Linked DNA regions of Homo sapiens: all the other regions are linked to region 1. The links are chromatin contacts, found by Hi-C or POLR2A ChIA-PET in ENCODE. All regions are on one chromosome and are shown on one strand. Each heading gives the region's core, a stretch centred on a gene start or an enhancer-like site at or near the end of the contact. The rest is flanking DNA. Distances are from core to core; before and after follow the strand shown.

Region 1 (3,889 bases), core at 489-2,988:
TTATCATCCCGTAGGCGGCGAAGAGGAGGCAATAATAGGAATCCAACAGCCCGTTACAAAAAGGATGCCAGGGCACGGAGGAAGCAGGCGGAATGAGGTTATCACTTGGGAGGTGTGCACGAGTGGAGAACCCTTTAAGAGCAATGACAGGTCGGCGGGGGACAGCCGGGGATGGCAAGAGAGGCTGGAGAAGTGGTTTTCGTGTCTCTCCCCGGGGCGTGCGGGGGAAATCCCGGGGCGGCAACGGCTGGTGCTCTCAGGTCGTTCCCCGCCTCCCGCGCCCCCCGCGGCCACCCTCCAGCCAGCGACCGCCCCCGCCCCCGCCCCGCGCGGAAGGAAGCGCCGGGCTCCCCCCACGCTCTCCCGCTCTCTCGCGAGTCCTGTGCAGGCCCTTCCAGGGGGAGGGGGAGGGGGAGGGGGGCGCGGAGGGAATTGCTGCAATGGAGCTCCAAGACAACCCTGCCCAAGTGAGGCAGTCGGTGGAAAGCCACGGCCACATAAAAATGCCGTATTAATTTTTAAAAAGCCATCAATCACCCCTCCCTCTGCAGAAGAAAACCATAAACCCGATCCCATGCAAGCCTGTGAGCAGAGCCACCCACTTCCTATTTCTGTCACAGCAGCTACACCCTACCAGCAACCACCCCCCGGGCGCCCCCTCCCACCACCGCCACCCCCGCCGCCACCTCCCCGCGGCTCAGCCATTTGCCAACTGACGCCCCCGTCAATAAAAATGCCCCAAGTGAGGCTGGGTGGGACGCGTGGGGGAAGGGCGCCGCGGGGGCGGGGGGTTCGCGGGGTTCGCGGGTTGCACAATATCCTAGAAGGTCCGCGGCTGGAGCGGACAGAGGAGAACCTGGGGCGGGGGAGGGGAGGAAAGGCGAGGCGAGGCAAGCTGCCCTGGCGCCTGCGGCACACGGTGCACCCAGGCCACCGCGGCGCTCCGCTTACCTTTCACCACCCTGTCGGTCGTCGACAACTTGGGATCAATTGCCTTGGGCTCGGACATCTCCAGCTGCCGGAGGACAGCGACGCGCTGCTCGTCCGTCCGACTGCACACCCCGACCGGACCGGCGGGCCAGACACTCAACGCCGCCGCCGCCGCCGCCGCCGCCGCGCTGCAAACCGCTCGGCTGGAGGTCTAGGCTCTGAGCTGGCTTTAAAGTTGCTGCCTTTTCCGCGCGTCCCTCCTCCGCCGCCGCCGCCTTCACTCCTCCTCCGCCGCTGCCGCCAGCCCCGCCGACTCGCTCCGGGCTGCGCGTGTGTGGTGGTTATTTATTTATTTTCTGAGCACGCCTCCCGGTTCTTCTTTTATTCTTGGGGGAAGGGGGATGGGGAGGAGAAGCGCACACACGAGCACCCACCCCGGCACGGAGACCCAGCACCGCGGAATGGAGCCCCACGCGCGCACACACGGCCAGGATTAAGACCGATCACATGGGGAAGGCCGGGGGCGAGGGAGGAGAGGCAGGGCCGCCGATGTCAGTGCCACCAGCCGCACCTTGGCGTCCCCGGCGGCGGAGAGGCGGCCGCCGCTGCTGCCGCTGCTGCTGCCGCTGCCGCTGTTGCTGCTGCCGCTGCCCCTGCTTCTCCACACAGAGCGCCGCCGCTGGTGCCGCGGCCGCCGGAGACGTCCCGCCGCCGCGATCGCCCGCGCTCGCCTCTGCCTCCCCGCGCCGCTCCTCCACTCACCAAGGCACAGCCGCCGAGCTCGGCAGACACAGTCCCGGGCACAACCTACCCCCCTCCGCCGCCGCCGCCGCCGCCAACACCGCGCCCGCCTCCGCCTCCTCCCCTTCCTCCTCCCGGCCCCCGCCTCTTGCGCGCCTGCAGCCTCCTCCTCCCCACTGAGCCCGCCCCCGACCTCCCGCCCCGACGCCGGAGTTCCTCGCGTTCATTGGCTAGAGGGCGCATCACTCAGTGCCAGGTGGCGGCCTCCCCGCTTGTCCCGCCTCCCGCTCCTCCTCATTGTCCCCGCCCCTTGCTCTGTTTTCTTCCAGCTGCCGGACCAGCGGGCCTGCCGCCTCTACGGACCAGTCCCTGCTCAGGTGTCACTTTTGCTGGCAGGCCGAGATTAGGGCAGGAGAGTGGGCAAGGCGTCGCGGCCAGGAGGAGAAGGGCTCTACCACGCCACCCTCCTTTGGCCTCCGAACGCGGACCCCGCACACACACACCCGCGCCTCTTTGGCAAGCGTGCCTTGTCGGCTGGGTTAAGCCGCAGTGTGAGTAGCCAAGTGCAGAGGGTGTCTCCGGGTGTGTGCGTGGCCCACAAGAGGGCAAGAAGAGAGAAGGCGGGGATAGGAGGGAAGAGGGTGGGGGTGAGAGGCAGCCCTGAGAGGGCGGAGGAAGGAAGAGGCTGGGAGCTCGGCGCCCGCGGCGCAGCTGCCGTCGCTGCCGCAGCTGTCCAGGGAGGATCGCCAAAACGGCGACGAATAAACAACTTACCTTGCGGAGAAGAGCTACGACTGCGATGCGGTGTACGGTTGTTTTTGCTTTTGCGTTGGCGGCTTAGGGGCTGTTACTGTGTCCCACCCAGGCGTGCACACCGAGCGGCGGGGCGCTGTGGAACGCGGGAGCGGACTAGCGGAGGAGGATGCGGACCAAGCCCCAGCGACCCAGGGCAACTCGGAGCTACCTCGGGCAGCCCTGCGGGTCTCCGAGGAGAACCGAGGAGACGGGAGAAACATGGGAGAGGGTGGCCTTTTCCCTGTTCACACACACATGCACGCAGCCACTGGCCGGGACAGTTGACACCCATCTTCCTTCCCTGCTCCTTCCAGTCATTCTACACCCGCTTGGTGCTGCCAGTGCGGGCAGGGCCTTGGAGCCCAAAGCGGATCCCCACACTTGTCCCTACGGTCGGAAGGAAAGTAGAGGAGAGAAAGTCAGGCGCGGCAGGGCTAAGAGCAATAGTGGCCCAAATGTTCCTGGCCCGCCTGCTGCGCCACAGAGTCTGAAAAGCGGGTCTCCGTCTACCAGAAGGTGACCTCCACACAGCCCCTCTCCCCGACCAACTGCAGCACCCAAGGACTGGCAACGTGGTTGGAGCTTTTGGGGGGAATTATGAAGAAATCTGAATAAATTTCTCACCCTTCATGTTTCCTGTTTTATTTCCAAAGTCCTTCAGTATCAGGTTTTTCCTATTTCCTCAATTGGACCACGGGTCCAATAAAAGGTTTAAAATACACACACACACACACACACACACACACACACACAAAGAAAACAAAAACAAAAAAAAAAGTTTAGGGAGCTGGGAGATGAAGCCAAAAGAAATGTTTTGGAGACAAGGATTAGATTAAAGCTCAAACTTGAAAATCAATTTTGAGTAAGAGACTGATTGTGCTGCAGCGTGACTTTGATGTGGACTGCACGGAATAGAAACACACACTAGATACCTCTGTGGAGGCCTAGCAAAAGGAGCAGACGCAGGGTGTGTCCCACCAAGATAGGGAGGCTGCCACTGGCACTGAGATTCTGCTGCCCAATTTCCAACCCCAGGATACTGGGTGGCAATTAGACAATTCATTCAATAAAGATATTTTCTGTACTCCTTTTATTTATATGCCAGACTTTGTGGTGGGTAATTAGGTGGGGAGGGAGTGTATTTGAAAATTGTCCTTGCCCTCAATAAAGCCTAAAATTTTCAGAGAACATAAAATTATGAGCTCTGAGAGGTCACTGTAATCTCAGGAAGGGGTTGTTGGAAACAGCCTCCTGAGCACGGGCAGAGCTAGTTGCTAAGGCAGATTTGGGAAGTTGGTCCCTGGCCAGATGGCACACAGGGAGCGATGCCAAGACCTGTGGGTGAAGAGGGCCTGCTTCAGAAAGACCAGGAAACCATGTCCAGGGATGCTCATTTCCAAGGCCAAGACATTCTCTCCTACAT
Region 2 (3,889 bases), core at 458-2,957, 3.8 Mb after region 1:
ACAAAGTTTGATTGGACCCACTAAACATTCTTCTTAGCAACAATGCGACACTTGCAAGGAGTTCCCTTTTTCACACTCTTCAAAGAGGAAATATTCCGATTTCGTAAAATTAGGGCTTCGCTTTTAAAAAAAATTACAGACCAAAAAAAGTGTGGTTACACAATATAACTAGTATTGACTTAAGGGTACTGTGATCACCATGCAGTGATCCCATAAAAGATGTGACCAAAATACCCACTTAAAATTTGAACGTCAGTCATGTAAGAACATGTAAAAGATGAAGGGAATATTTCAAAAACGACTATCTGACGTAATATGATACTTACTATGACTCATATGGGCTTTGTTCTTCATCTCATCTTCAAATAAAAAGTTGATGATTAGAAAAAGGAGCATTAGAAGGGGGAAGTAACACTACTCGGCAATAGAGAAAAACTCCGGTCAAAGGAAGAGCATAGTTACAGAGCTCCGAATGTCAGGGAAAATCAAGCATCCGTCATTCGGAATTAGCTCTGTATCGGTCGGTTTCTTCATTACTTAATTGTACGGGGGGAAACTACTTCAAAGTAAGGGCTCTTACGAGAGGCAACTTAAGCATTTGAAAGTGCAGGTTTATTTCCTCCTAGCGAGAAGTAGGGGGTCACTAGTGAGAAACCTATTTCAATCTGTGAGACGCCCCCTTCTACTCAGCCCACGTGGCTAAAGTAAACAGAAGGTGGGCCGGGGCGGGGAGAAACAGAACTCGGTCAATTTCCCAGTTTGTCGGGTCTTTAAAAATACAGGCCCCTAAAGCACTAAGGGCATGCCCTCGGTGAAACAGGGGAGCGCTTCTGCTGAATGAGATTAAAGCGACAGAAAAGGGAAAGGAGAGCGCGGGCAACGGGATCTAAAGGGAGATAGAGACGCGGGCCTCTGAGGGTAAGGTGGGCGCAAGCGGAGGTGTGGTGCGGGGAGAGGTGCCAGTGGGTGGAGGCGGGGGCCAGAGCGAGGGCACGTGCGGGTACACTCCGGAGGAGGTGGGTGCGCGCGGGGGCGTGTGCGCGGGACCTCGAAGTGGTGGTGGAGTGCAGACCAGCAAAAAGTTTCAAAGGGAAATCTTAGATGTCACGTCTTTGTCCAGGCACCCGTGCCATCCCAACCTCCCACCTCGCCCCCAACCTTCGCGCTTGCTCTGCTTCTTCTCCCAGGGGTGGAGACCCGCCGAGGTCCCCGGGGTTCCCGAGGGCTGCACCCTTCCCCGCGCTCGCCAGCCCTGGCCCCTACTCCGCGCTGGTCCGGGCGCACCACTCCCCCCGCGCCACTGCACGGCGTGAGGGCAGCCCAGGTCTCCACTGCGCGCCCCGCTGTACGGCCCCAGGTGCCGCCGGCCTTTGTGCTGGACGCCCGGTGCGGGGGGCTAATTCCCTGGGAGCCGGGGCTGAGGGCCCCAGGGCGGCGGCGCAGGCCGGGGCGGAGCGGGAGGAGGCCGGGGCGGAGCAGGAGGAGGCCCGGGCGGAGGAGGAGAGCCGGCGGTAGCGGCAGTGGCAGCGGCGAGAGCTTGGGCGGCCGCCGCCGCCTCCTCGCGAGCGCCGCGCGCCCGGGTCCCGCTCGCATGCAAGTCACGTCCGCCCCCTCGGCGCGGCCGCCCCGAGACGCCGGCCCCGCTGAGTGATGAGAACAGACGTCAAACTGCCTTATGAATATTGATGCGGAGGCTAGGCTGCTTTCGTAGAGAAGCAGAAGGAAGCAAGATGGCTGCCCTTTAGGATTTGTTAGAAAGGAGACCCGACTGCAACTGCTGGATTGCTGCAAGGCTGAGGGACGAGAACGAGGTCAGAGCGCTTCTCTTATGCCGCGAAACTCTCCCTTTCTTCTCCCCTTCGCTTTTTCTCGGGCTTCCAGGGACTGGGGAGCAAACCCTGTAGTGTCACCCACAAATACCAAGAGGGAAGAGGGAAGCTTCACAAATTACTGGAGCCTCTTCAACATGGCTGACAAATATAGTTTTAATTCCCTCTACCCCTTTTAAACCTGTAGTTCTGTGTTCTCTTCTCTCCTCCTAATGCTCGTCCCCTCATCTCCCAGAAAACTTACCTTTGTGCCTCCGACGAGCCGGTTTCCCGGCCTTTTTTAATCCTCAGAAAAGTGATTTTTAAATTTGCTTTCCTTTCTAAAATAGTTCAGCTTTGGGGGCACTACTTTTCCCTTTAATCCTCTTCCCCTGTTTCTTTCGTGTAAGTGAAACGAGTCTCCCGTTTATCCTGAACAACCTCAGAGAGAACACTGATAGGGTGTTTTTCGACCCTTTTATCAGCTGTAGGGTCTGGGTCTGGGTTTGTGTCTGCCTCCTCCTACCTTCTTATCCCCCTTTAGGGGGCTGTACGAAGTGAATGTCACAGGGAGTGGAATTGGAGTACACTGAGTGGGTTTTTTTTTTCCTTAAGTCCGCGCGTTTTGTTAGCGGCGCTGAGTGAAAGAGGAAAGAATAGTTTCTCTGGTTCCCCAAACAAGACCAGAACTCACTTTTCTCAAGGTACATAAGTCAGCGCTGGGCTGAGCCTTCCAGCCTGGGGAATGTATGTAAGAGAATTTATGGACAAATCTGTGTCCCGGCTTTGTGCTTCTCCCGAATCAGCTTCGTTTGGTTCCTTGGTAAGTGACAGGCAGACACAAAGGCAGGCGCAGGCCCGGGGAGGGGGCGGGAGGGGGTGGGGAGCGCAGCGTTGGAGTTGCAAGACTGCAAGGTCAGGGGCGCCTAAAGAAATGAAACCCAATCCCAGCAAAGAAGTGAAGAGCAGATTTATAACAGTCCCATCCAAATTTCTCTTTGGCTTCTCTCTTTGGTCTTTCATCTCTCTGCCTTTCTCTCTGTGTCTCCTCTCTACTCTTTCTTCTCTCTCTCTCATACACATACACACACACACACACACACACACCTCACTCGCATCTTGCTGAATCTTTTCACTGGGACTGCTTGTCTAGTTTTATTAAGCTAATAGGGTTTGTATGGAGAGTTTTCTACCTATGACATAATGAAGTGTGGCCTGGATAGACTCCTGGAAAGGCCGAAAATGAAATATAAGTGTTATTTGCTGGTTATTCCCCTCATGATATACTTTTAATTACATTGAGGGAGTTCTCCCTTCTTCATCTAATGTTTAAGAATTGAGAAAAGGCTTATTTTCCAGCGGTAAAATTTAGTGCATAAAATTTAGTGAAATATTTATATATTTACGTGTCTAGGGAGTGGAATACATTCATGAATTTAATATCTCAAATCACACATTGTGCTTTTTCCCCTTCAGTCAGGGATTATAATGGGAAACCCAAATTCAAAGATATTCATCAACAAATGATCCATCATAGGAATAAGATTGTATCTTAAGGGAAGTTGGGATTCACAGAGAAAAGACATTGGTTTGGTTTGGTGTGATACTGTGGGTATTGTTGCCTGGCTAATGAAATCATTACATTTGCATTTTAATGGAAAGTTGAAATACTAAGGGGAGTTATGTTCTTTTACATGTTTGTATGTGTGCTTAATAATGTTTGGAATAGAATATAAATTTAAACACAATAAATATTGATTTTTTTAAATGTTAATAAGCAGAGAACGGTTAATGAAGTGTTGGATAATCAAACTGAAGTTTAGAAGACAATTTATAGGATTAAAAAATGGATAGAAGGAAAAACACAATAATAGATATTTCTCCATAAGTCGAATTTCCAAAACTATTTGTCCTCGATAGTTCACTTTGTAACTTTCTATTTTGATCTTTGTTAATTTAATGTAGTTTGCTTTAATCATTGATACGTGGGGTTCTTTCACATGATTACAAGGGAGAAGCATTACTCATCTCTGTGGAATAGAAACGGTTCATTGGTTAGTTCTTATTTGCCCTAAAATTAA
Region 3 (3,889 bases), core at 522-3,021, 3.2 Mb before region 1:
GGACCTCCTGAGGGCTGTGTCACAGGCCATGGTCACTCATATTTGGCTCGGAATAAATCTCTTAAAATATTTTACAGAGTTTGACTCTTTTCATCAACAAGAAACATAAAAACATTTAAAGAAGGCCATGAAGGACTGCTTGGAGAGGGGGAGAAGATGATGCCCTGATTCGGCATTTAACAAATGTTTATTAGGTCCCAATCATGTTCCCAGACACTCTTCCAAGACAGTAGTTGGGAAAAAAAAAAAAAAAAAAAACAGGAGGAAATGATGTTACATTTTGGAAAGAAGTGTTTCCAAGAATAAAGTGGTCAGTTATGTCAAAATTAAGGATTGCAAAGTGTCACAGGGGGTCATTGTTAGCCATTGTTAGGGGAATTAATGCTTATAATGCCCAACTCCATTAAAATAAAGATAGAATAAGCTGCAAGAATAGTGATACCAGATACTGTGAAGCAGTACAATTCAACATGTGAAACACTGACAGAAGTCAAATTTGTACTCCACCCCAAGAAACCTAAACCTTCCCTTATCTGATCAGTTATGTAACAGAATAATGGATCCTGGCATTTGCTTGAAAATACATAGTGTAGGTATGGGGAAAATGTAGGTTAAGAAAAACTATCATTTGGACGGTATTAAGCTCCAGAAAATCACCAGAATAGAAAAAGTAGAAAGCAAAATTGATGTATTTATTTTTGACTAAGTCACTAACTGCAAACAAACGAGGAGAGCAAATATTATTTAAATTATCCATCCCCACTCCACTGGTCAAAAATATAATTTTTCTTTACAGAATGTGGAGAAAAGGGGCTCCCCTGAAGTGTGTTAAAAGAGATGAGGACGGTCAGAAAAATCTGTCTGAAAAAAAAACGGAACTATCTTTAAATAATACTGCAAAATAGAAATATAAGCTACATCTTAATAAATAAATGTCTCTGGTTAATGGGAGGAAAGATGTGAGGCAGGCAGGATTACAAAGCAACGAGACAGCGGGAGGTAAGGGCACAGGATTTGGAGACTCATATATTATGTCAACACAGCCAGGAAATCAAAATCCTAGACCTAAACTGCACAATCAAAAGTAGGATGTAGACAACTATTGCGGAATCAAAAGTCCTAGCCATATGCTCACCAGCCTTTTGAAATGGGACAAGTGATACTATCAGTCTCATCTGTAAAATAAAAGTATAGTGTTTTCCCTGCCTACTTCATGTTTTGTTATGTTTACAAAATGGTACTATTCCGCTCTATGTTTAACTCACAAGCACGCAGAAGCGGAGCAGGCTGAAGATAGGATGCCTGTCACAGGAGCTCTGCCTCTTCCTACATCTTACCTGTCGCCTGCTGCTTCAGGAAAGGTACCTGGTAGGATCCAGGACCCACATGGGCCTCAGTGCTGCCACCTTCAGCCAATTTGAGCAGGCGGGGAGCCCGATCATACATAGTGCTCGGGGTGGTGGGGGCGCTGGGGAAGGGCAGGTGCCGAAAACGATAAAAACAAGGTAGCTAGAAGTGTGGAGAAAAAGGAAGCCGACACCAGTCTGAGGAGGCCGGGAAAGAACTTCCGTAAACAGGGAAATTAGGGGTGGGGTTGTCTCCCCGCCCGCTCATTGATACCAGATTTCCTCAAATCGATTTCTAGCTCTGTGGTAAAGTAGAGGGGTGAGCGACTAGAGATTAGACGTCCCACACAATCATCAGTTTGCCAGGTGCACGCCACCAAAATTGGGTATTAGGGATTAGACGCTCGCCCCGGTGCTTCCGGCCCTGACTCCGCCCACTTCTCTCCGCCCGGAAGCCTGGGGAGGAGGCGGGCCCAGTCTCTGGGGAGGAGGCGGGCCCAGTCTCTAGGGAGCGAAGTGGAGGTGCCTTCCTGGGCCGAGCCCTCGGAGCATGCGCACCGAGCAGCCACCCTTTCCCGGCTCTTTTTACCCGGAACCCGGCGCGCCTTGAAGAAGGCAGGCCTAAACCTCGTAGCTCTTGGGGTCCCGGTAACTACTTAGGTCCCGAACTTTTTTAAGTATGCAGAAGAACCTTAGAAAACGCGTTAGGAAGGGTGAGGACTAACTTGACCTTGATCTGCTTCCCGACTCAACAGAACCTAGTAAAGAAAAATGCAGTAGCATGAAGCAGAGAGCTTGGGGTTCCGCAAGCTCTCCCCCGCTTCTACTGCAGCCCCACTCGTACTCACAGAGAAAAGGCACCTCTGATCTTAACCTGTAGATAGTCCAAACTGCTAAGACAAACCCAGGGCTCAGGGCAGTGACAAGAAATGGAGAACCCAGAAAAAAAAATAACAAATAAGATAAGGGTAAAAAAGAAAAAAAAAAAAAAAGAAATGAGGACACCAGGCAAGGAGGCGAAAAGCTCACCAACTGAAGCCGTGGAAGTGACTGAAAGCTGCCTCTTTTGTCGTATGCCAGGTAACCACAATACTGATTCATCAATATTTAAAAAGCAAAGCGAAGGCACTGAAAAAGCCCAGTCCACCCCACCAAACCAATGATTCTGAACCTTGGGCAAAAGAAACCTTGCTTGTCCTTGGGGCTTAAGGAATCTATGTCAGAATCCACCTCTGCATCTCGCAGGCTGTTTTTTCTAGCAAGAATTCTGTCCAGATTATAAATATCCTCAGAGGCTTAGACAAATCCTACCTTGATCATACCTCACCTCCAAATGGTCTACAGTACGTTAATTTGTTCCTACTACAAGTTTTTATAGTTTTCATACTCTGTAATACACGATTTGCCACTCAATCCTGTGCAACATTTACTGTGGCTTCATTGTGCCATATAGGTCGGAACCCTCTCCTTGCGAGGCTATATGCTTCTCAAGGATGTATCTGTAGTACCTTTTTTTCTGTTCAATAGCTAGCTAAATTATTTATGCACTTAAAAAACACGAATTGGCATATACTGTAGGTTCCATCCCTGCTAAGTTATGAGGATACAAAGGCATAAGAAAGTCCCTGCCCTCAGGTGTTCTCTCTCTAATGGGGAAAGAGACGTATAATCCAAAACGAGAGGTGGCAAAGATTTTTTTTAATGGTAGGAAAATGAATATTGCAATATTTTGGAAACATCTCACCAACTTCGATTCTCCCTGCATTCTGTCAGAAACCCTCATAATTCTCTCAATGTTGTTTTAACCTTATTTTCCAAGCTGCCACCTATACCCATTCAGAAGATCTAGATATTTACTATGACATATTAGAAAGAGTCACAGAGATGAAAGAGAAAAATTCATGTGCTGTGTATGATAATCCAGTGGTGCTTGTAAATTTGCCCGCTATGTCCTTAAGGACATCATTTGACCTTGATGATCCAAACAAGGATATCAACCCAAACTGCATACTCAGGTCTAGGCCATGGTTGCCGTAAGCATTGATGCAGAATTTCAAGCCCTGTCTGGCCATTCTGTCTGCAGTAGTCTACATTACTCTTTGCTTGAATATACATATTTTTGGAGATTGGAAATGGAAATGGTAAAGCTGGCTTTATATGCTTTCTGTCTGATTTGATTTTCAGCCATTGAATGTAACCTAATTTAGACAAAGGGAGTTCTTCATAGCACCCTTCCTAGCTCATTTGCAGACCTCTATGGGAGAGTTTCTGAGTACCAGCTAGGAAAACACTGTTTATTTACCTTGCCTGCCTCCTGAGTGAATGCTTTTTCCTCAAGGACTTCACAGAGATGGGTAGCTGATCAATGGCAGGACCCCAGTGTTTGTGGGTCTTCTGGCCAGATCCTACCTAAATATTACACACTGAAGTGCAACCTATATACTCTTCATAATTTGGTAATTGGTCTCTCAAAATTCTGCATTCTTAACAAAAAAAAATCTTTCTTTTAAAAGTTTCTATGAGGCCAGGTGCAGTGGTTCACA
Region 4 (3,889 bases), core at 1,000-3,499, 3.1 Mb before region 1:
CTCACTGCAACCTCCGCCTCCCGGGTTCAAGCGATTCTCCTGCCTCAGCCTCCCAAGTAGCTGGGATTACAGACACGTGCCACCATGCCCAGCTAATTTATTTATTTTATTTATTTTTTAGTAGAAATAGGGTTTTGCCATGTTGGCCAGGCTGATCTCCAGCTCCTGACTTAAGTGATCTGCCCTCCTGAGCCTCCCAAAGTGTTAGGATTACAGGCGTGAGCCACTGTGCCTGGCCCTGGCTAATTTTTTGTATTTTTAGTTAGAGATGGGGTTTCGTCATGTTGGCCAGGCTGGCCCTATTCATATGTAGAAGTCCTAACCCTTAGTCCCTTAGAATGTGACCTGATTTGGAAATAGGGTCATTGCAGATATAATTAACGTCCATGAGGTCATACTGGAGGATGGTTCGCCCCTAATCCGTTATGACTGCTGTTCTTATTAAAAAGGGAAATTTGAACACACAAGCACACTGGGAGAACAGCCATGTTCAGATTGGAGTTACGCTACCATATGCCAAGAAACTACCAGAAGCTAGGAGAGGCATGGACGAGATCCCTCCCCAGTGCCCTCAGAGGGAGTACAGCCCTGCCTACACCTTGATTTCAAACTTCTGGCCTCCAGAATTGTGAGATAATAATTTGTTGTTTTAAGTCACCCAATTTGTGGTATGTTACGGCAGCCCTAGGGAACTAATGTAGTGCGATTATTTTAAGAGGCAAACAAGAAGAACATCCTAAGAGTGAGGTGCCTGATAGTCTCATGCATCAGAAAAGTCCCATATATTTGACTTCAGCAGTTAAATTGTATTTTCCTGTTTTACCAAACCTTTTTAATTATCGTTTCTTGCTGTAGAAAAATCACATAAAATCTGCTCTTTGCTTAACAAATTACAGGGTCGCTTCTGATTTGTGTGCTCGAAATACTAGTCACCAAGCAGAAACTGATGACTGTGAGAATAGGCGACTAATTAACAAACAAACAAAAAAAGCCCTTTCTCAACATTGGATTGACCGAGTGAAAGTTGACAGGGGAAAGACACCTCGATTCAGCCATCTTTCTCCAACAGGTTGTACTGCTGACTGCACAGTGTCCCCTGAAGGACTCCGGTCGCTGTAGCCTTGGAGAGCGACCAGATTCCTCACCCCACTCAGGAGGAGCCAGGGCAAGATTAGGGTGCAGAGAAATCGGTTTCCTCCAGCCTCCTACCCCAGGGAAGAGGACCGAAGCCAGCCCCGGCCTCACGTGCATGCCCAGTCGGGAGGACGCCCTCAGTGGGAGAGCCCTGCTCAGGTTCTCCCCGAGGCCGAGGTGGTGGTGGGAGCGGGCGGTGGCCCCGGGATCAAAGGACCTCCGCCGGGTTAGCTTTGGCAGTGCCGCAGCCAACCCAGCAGGACGCTTATTTTCAAGCCTGGGGAACGTAGTTCCTCCCGCTTTCACAGCAGGATGGAGCCCGACGGCACCCCGGTTAAAGGGCCTTTCCAGAGCCCTCCGGGGAACGGAAGGCCGCGCTCCTCCGGGAGGGAGAACGACACACTCTTCGAGGAAATCCTGGGGCGGGCGCTCTCCTCGCTGCCGGGACCTTTGTTTCTAAGCTGGCCACAGCTAGAGCAGCCTTAAGTGTCCCAATGACACGCCTGCTATCGAGCGCCCTCCCGGCGGCCCCTCCTCAGCCAGCTGCCCAGCGGGCGTCCTCAGGTGTCCCCAAGAGGCGCAGGCCTAGTCGCCTACACGTCCTTTCCAACTTCGTCAGCTCTGGCTTCCCACCACCCCTCCCGGCTCTGCGGCGGCCCAGCCTCTTCTCCGGTTAATTCCGGCCTGTGCGGCCCGGTCGTCCCGTAAAGAAGGCAAGCCCGGGTTCCGGGTGAGGGGTTGGTGGGTCAGGGTGGGAAAGCAAGGCAGCGGTGAGTCCTCTGCTAGCAGATCGGGCTCAATATCCCCATTCCCTGTTTTCTCCGGGCCCGCCCTCCGCCTCTCAGGCGGCCGCCATGAAGATCCTCTGCCGCGGCTGCAGCCGGTCTGCAAACACACGCCCACCCGCACGCTTAGCCTCGCTCGCCACAGAGGGAGGGGTGGAAAAGGCACTGAGCATGCTCGGTGGGGAGGGCGGGGCGCTCGTGGGCTGCGAGTCGGGGCCGGAGCTCTTCAGGCCGGCTCCCGCGCCTCCGCCGCCCGCCCGCTCGGAGCCGCGCCCGCCGCAGGCTGCGCCCGCCAGTCCCGCCCCGCCCCGCCCCGCCCCGCCCCCCGCCGCTCGTCCCCGCCGCGGCCGCGCCGCCTGCAGCAGCACCAGCTGCTCCTCCCCGGCGGCCGCCCCCCGCGGGTCCCTCCCTGGCTGCGGGAGAGACGGAGGTAGAGGGAGGACACAGAGCCGCGCCGCCCGCACCACAGACCTTCGCCTCGCCCCGCCGGTTCCTCACCCTCGGGGAGCAACATGGGTAAGTCATCCTTCCTCCGCCGTCATCGCCTGACATTTTTTTCTTTCTCGGCGTGCTGCAGGGTGGGAAGCATTTCTCGCGCAAAGTTGCCGGATTTCTCCAGTCCCCGGGTGTGAGACGGTGGCTGTTCCTCCGGGGAGAGTCGGCGCACGCGGAACGCACGCCGGGTGCCGGGGCTGGGAGGGTCCCGAGCGCGGGCTGGGGTGGGGTCGGCCGCGGGCCGGACCGCCGCCCGGCTCCCCGGCACCTCGCAGCCTCGCCTCCCCTCCTCCATTCTTCCTGCCGGTGCCCGGGCACCACGGAGCCTGCCTCGCGGGCTCGCATCTGCAGCTCCATCCCCGTTTCTCCAGAGGCCGCCCGCTTCCTTTTCCCCCGCGTGTACTGAGCTCGAGGCTCGGGTCCGACCACTACCACTTCGTGTAACTTCCTTCTCTGTCAGTGCGACCTTTCCCCGTCGTGGAGACTCCTCATCCCGGGCGGGGAAGTGGAAGCAAGTAGTTTGTGAGGGAGATCTTACAACCTGCACGGAAATTATTTTCCAAGGGGGAGAGCGGACAGCCTCATAGGTTGAAAGGATGACTTGTCAGAGGCCACGAGGAACGTGAGGCAGGATAGAGCCGCTAGCTGTTGAATTAGTGCTGGGTGACTACAGTGTGCAATATTCCCGTGCCCAGCCTATTTTCTGGATTCCTTCGTCCGTCTTCTGTAGCAGGAAACTGCGCCCTGTAACGTTGTTACCGAACTTACATGGTAGTTATTCTTTCCCAGCTTCCTCCTGTCTAATCTGCATAATCTGATTTTAGTTCCTTTGTATTTATAGTTAATCTGAAGAGATTGGTTTGGATGAGAGATTTAAGAGCAAATATGTTTTATAAAACGATATATACATTTGACCTAATTTTTTTACATCATCTATTGCTTAACTGTTACATTCAGTAATCACAGAAACGTCTGATGAATGCTGTCATGTAATTAAGAGCTCAAAGTTTCTTTTAATAGTAGCGACTTGTACTAAGTTCCCCAGTTTGCTTCCACTCCTGTCTGTCATAATTTCCTCTTTTTAAAATTTGCTCCCTTGGCATCTGTCAGCTGGGACTTTTCCCACCCCTTCTGTGCGAGTTATTTAAAGCTTGAGATGAATGTGGTCCTTTCATCTGTTAATACAGTGCTCAACACGTTCAGAGTTAGGTGGTGCAACTCAGAATCTTCAAGAAGTATCTAAACCTGGGAATGGTGTCCATAGAGTTTTCTGGAACAGCAAATGCTTCAGGCTTTGATCCCGACCTTTGGCCATATATCTGGAAGAGGCCAGGGTTGACGGAGGAGGTGGTATGAATCAAAAAAGGTCTAGGGCTCTGAATTTTATTTTCAGTTGTTTTTTCTTTTTAACGTGAGTACTCGATATGCTGAACAAATTTCTGTAAAAATTGGGTGGCCCATTTATGCGTGTCTGC

Evidence for each region. A loop is a pair of places that touch in the nucleus more often than their neighbours do. ChIA-PET counts read pairs that join two places held with the same protein, here RNA polymerase II (POLR2A). Pooled maps may share reads with other maps.
Region 2: a map of CD4-positive, alpha-beta memory T cell shows a loop between it and region 1 (16-fold over the local background). The contact joins the promoter of TET2 here to the promoter of PPP3CA in region 1. A Hi-C loop is called at or near these places in 2 of 168 maps with a recorded cell type or tissue (CD4-positive, alpha-beta memory T cell and naive thymus-derived CD4-positive, alpha-beta T cell) and 10 of 50 pooled maps.
Region 3: a map of CD8-positive, alpha-beta T cell shows a loop between it and region 1 (18-fold over the local background). The contact joins the promoter of STPG2 here to the promoter of PPP3CA in region 1. A Hi-C loop is called at or near these places in 4 of 168 maps with a recorded cell type or tissue (CD8-positive, alpha-beta T cell, OCI-LY7 and naive thymus-derived CD4-positive, alpha-beta T cell), 1 of 37 single-sample maps with no recorded cell type and 11 of 50 pooled maps.
Region 4: a map of CD4-positive, alpha-beta T cell shows a loop between it and region 1 (13-fold over the local background). The contact joins the promoter of RAP1GDS1 here to the promoter of PPP3CA in region 1. A Hi-C loop is called at or near these places in 2 of 168 maps with a recorded cell type or tissue (CD4-positive, alpha-beta T cell and naive thymus-derived CD4-positive, alpha-beta T cell) and 11 of 50 pooled maps. POLR2A ChIA-PET finds 5 or more read pairs at or near these places in 1 of 52 experiments (MCF 10A).

Annotation. Positions count from the first base shown.
Region 1 is chr4:101,345,788-101,349,676 of GRCh38, forward strand. It overlaps PPP3CA (protein phosphatase 3 catalytic subunit alpha), which reads right to left and starts at 1,739. Exons shown (of 14, transcript NM_000944.5): 1 at 952-1,739. The coding sequence starts at 1,009. PPP3CA-DT (PPP3CA divergent transcript) reads left to right here and starts at 1,990. Exons shown (of 2, transcript NR_033874.1): 1 at 1,990-2,222; 2 at 2,537-3,096. RefSeq lists silencers at 125-514, 535-894, 1,365-1,974.
Region 2 is chr4:105,145,169-105,149,057 of GRCh38, forward strand. It overlaps TET2 (tet methylcytosine dioxygenase 2), which reads left to right and starts at 1,708. Exons shown (of 11, transcript NM_001127208.3): 1 at 1,708-1,811. It overlaps LOC124900868, which reads right to left. Exons shown (of 3, transcript XM_047416559.1): 2 at 327-1,793. The coding sequence ends at 1,105. RefSeq lists silencers at 970-1,649, 2,613-2,682 and enhancers at 1,720-1,889, 2,233-2,282.
Region 3 is chr4:98,141,705-98,145,593 of GRCh38, forward strand. STPG2 (sperm tail PG-rich repeat containing 2) reads right to left here and starts at 1,772. Exons shown (of 11, transcript NM_174952.3): 1 at 1,338-1,772. The coding sequence starts at 1,446. RefSeq lists an enhancer at 1,499-1,598.
Region 4 is chr4:98,259,135-98,263,023 of GRCh38, forward strand. RAP1GDS1 (Rap1 GTPase-GDP dissociation stimulator 1) reads left to right here and starts at 2,250. Exons shown (of 15, transcript NM_001100427.2): 1 at 2,250-2,435. The coding sequence starts at 2,432. RefSeq lists enhancers at 1,491-1,790, 1,542-2,104 and silencers at 2,071-2,370, 2,471-2,540.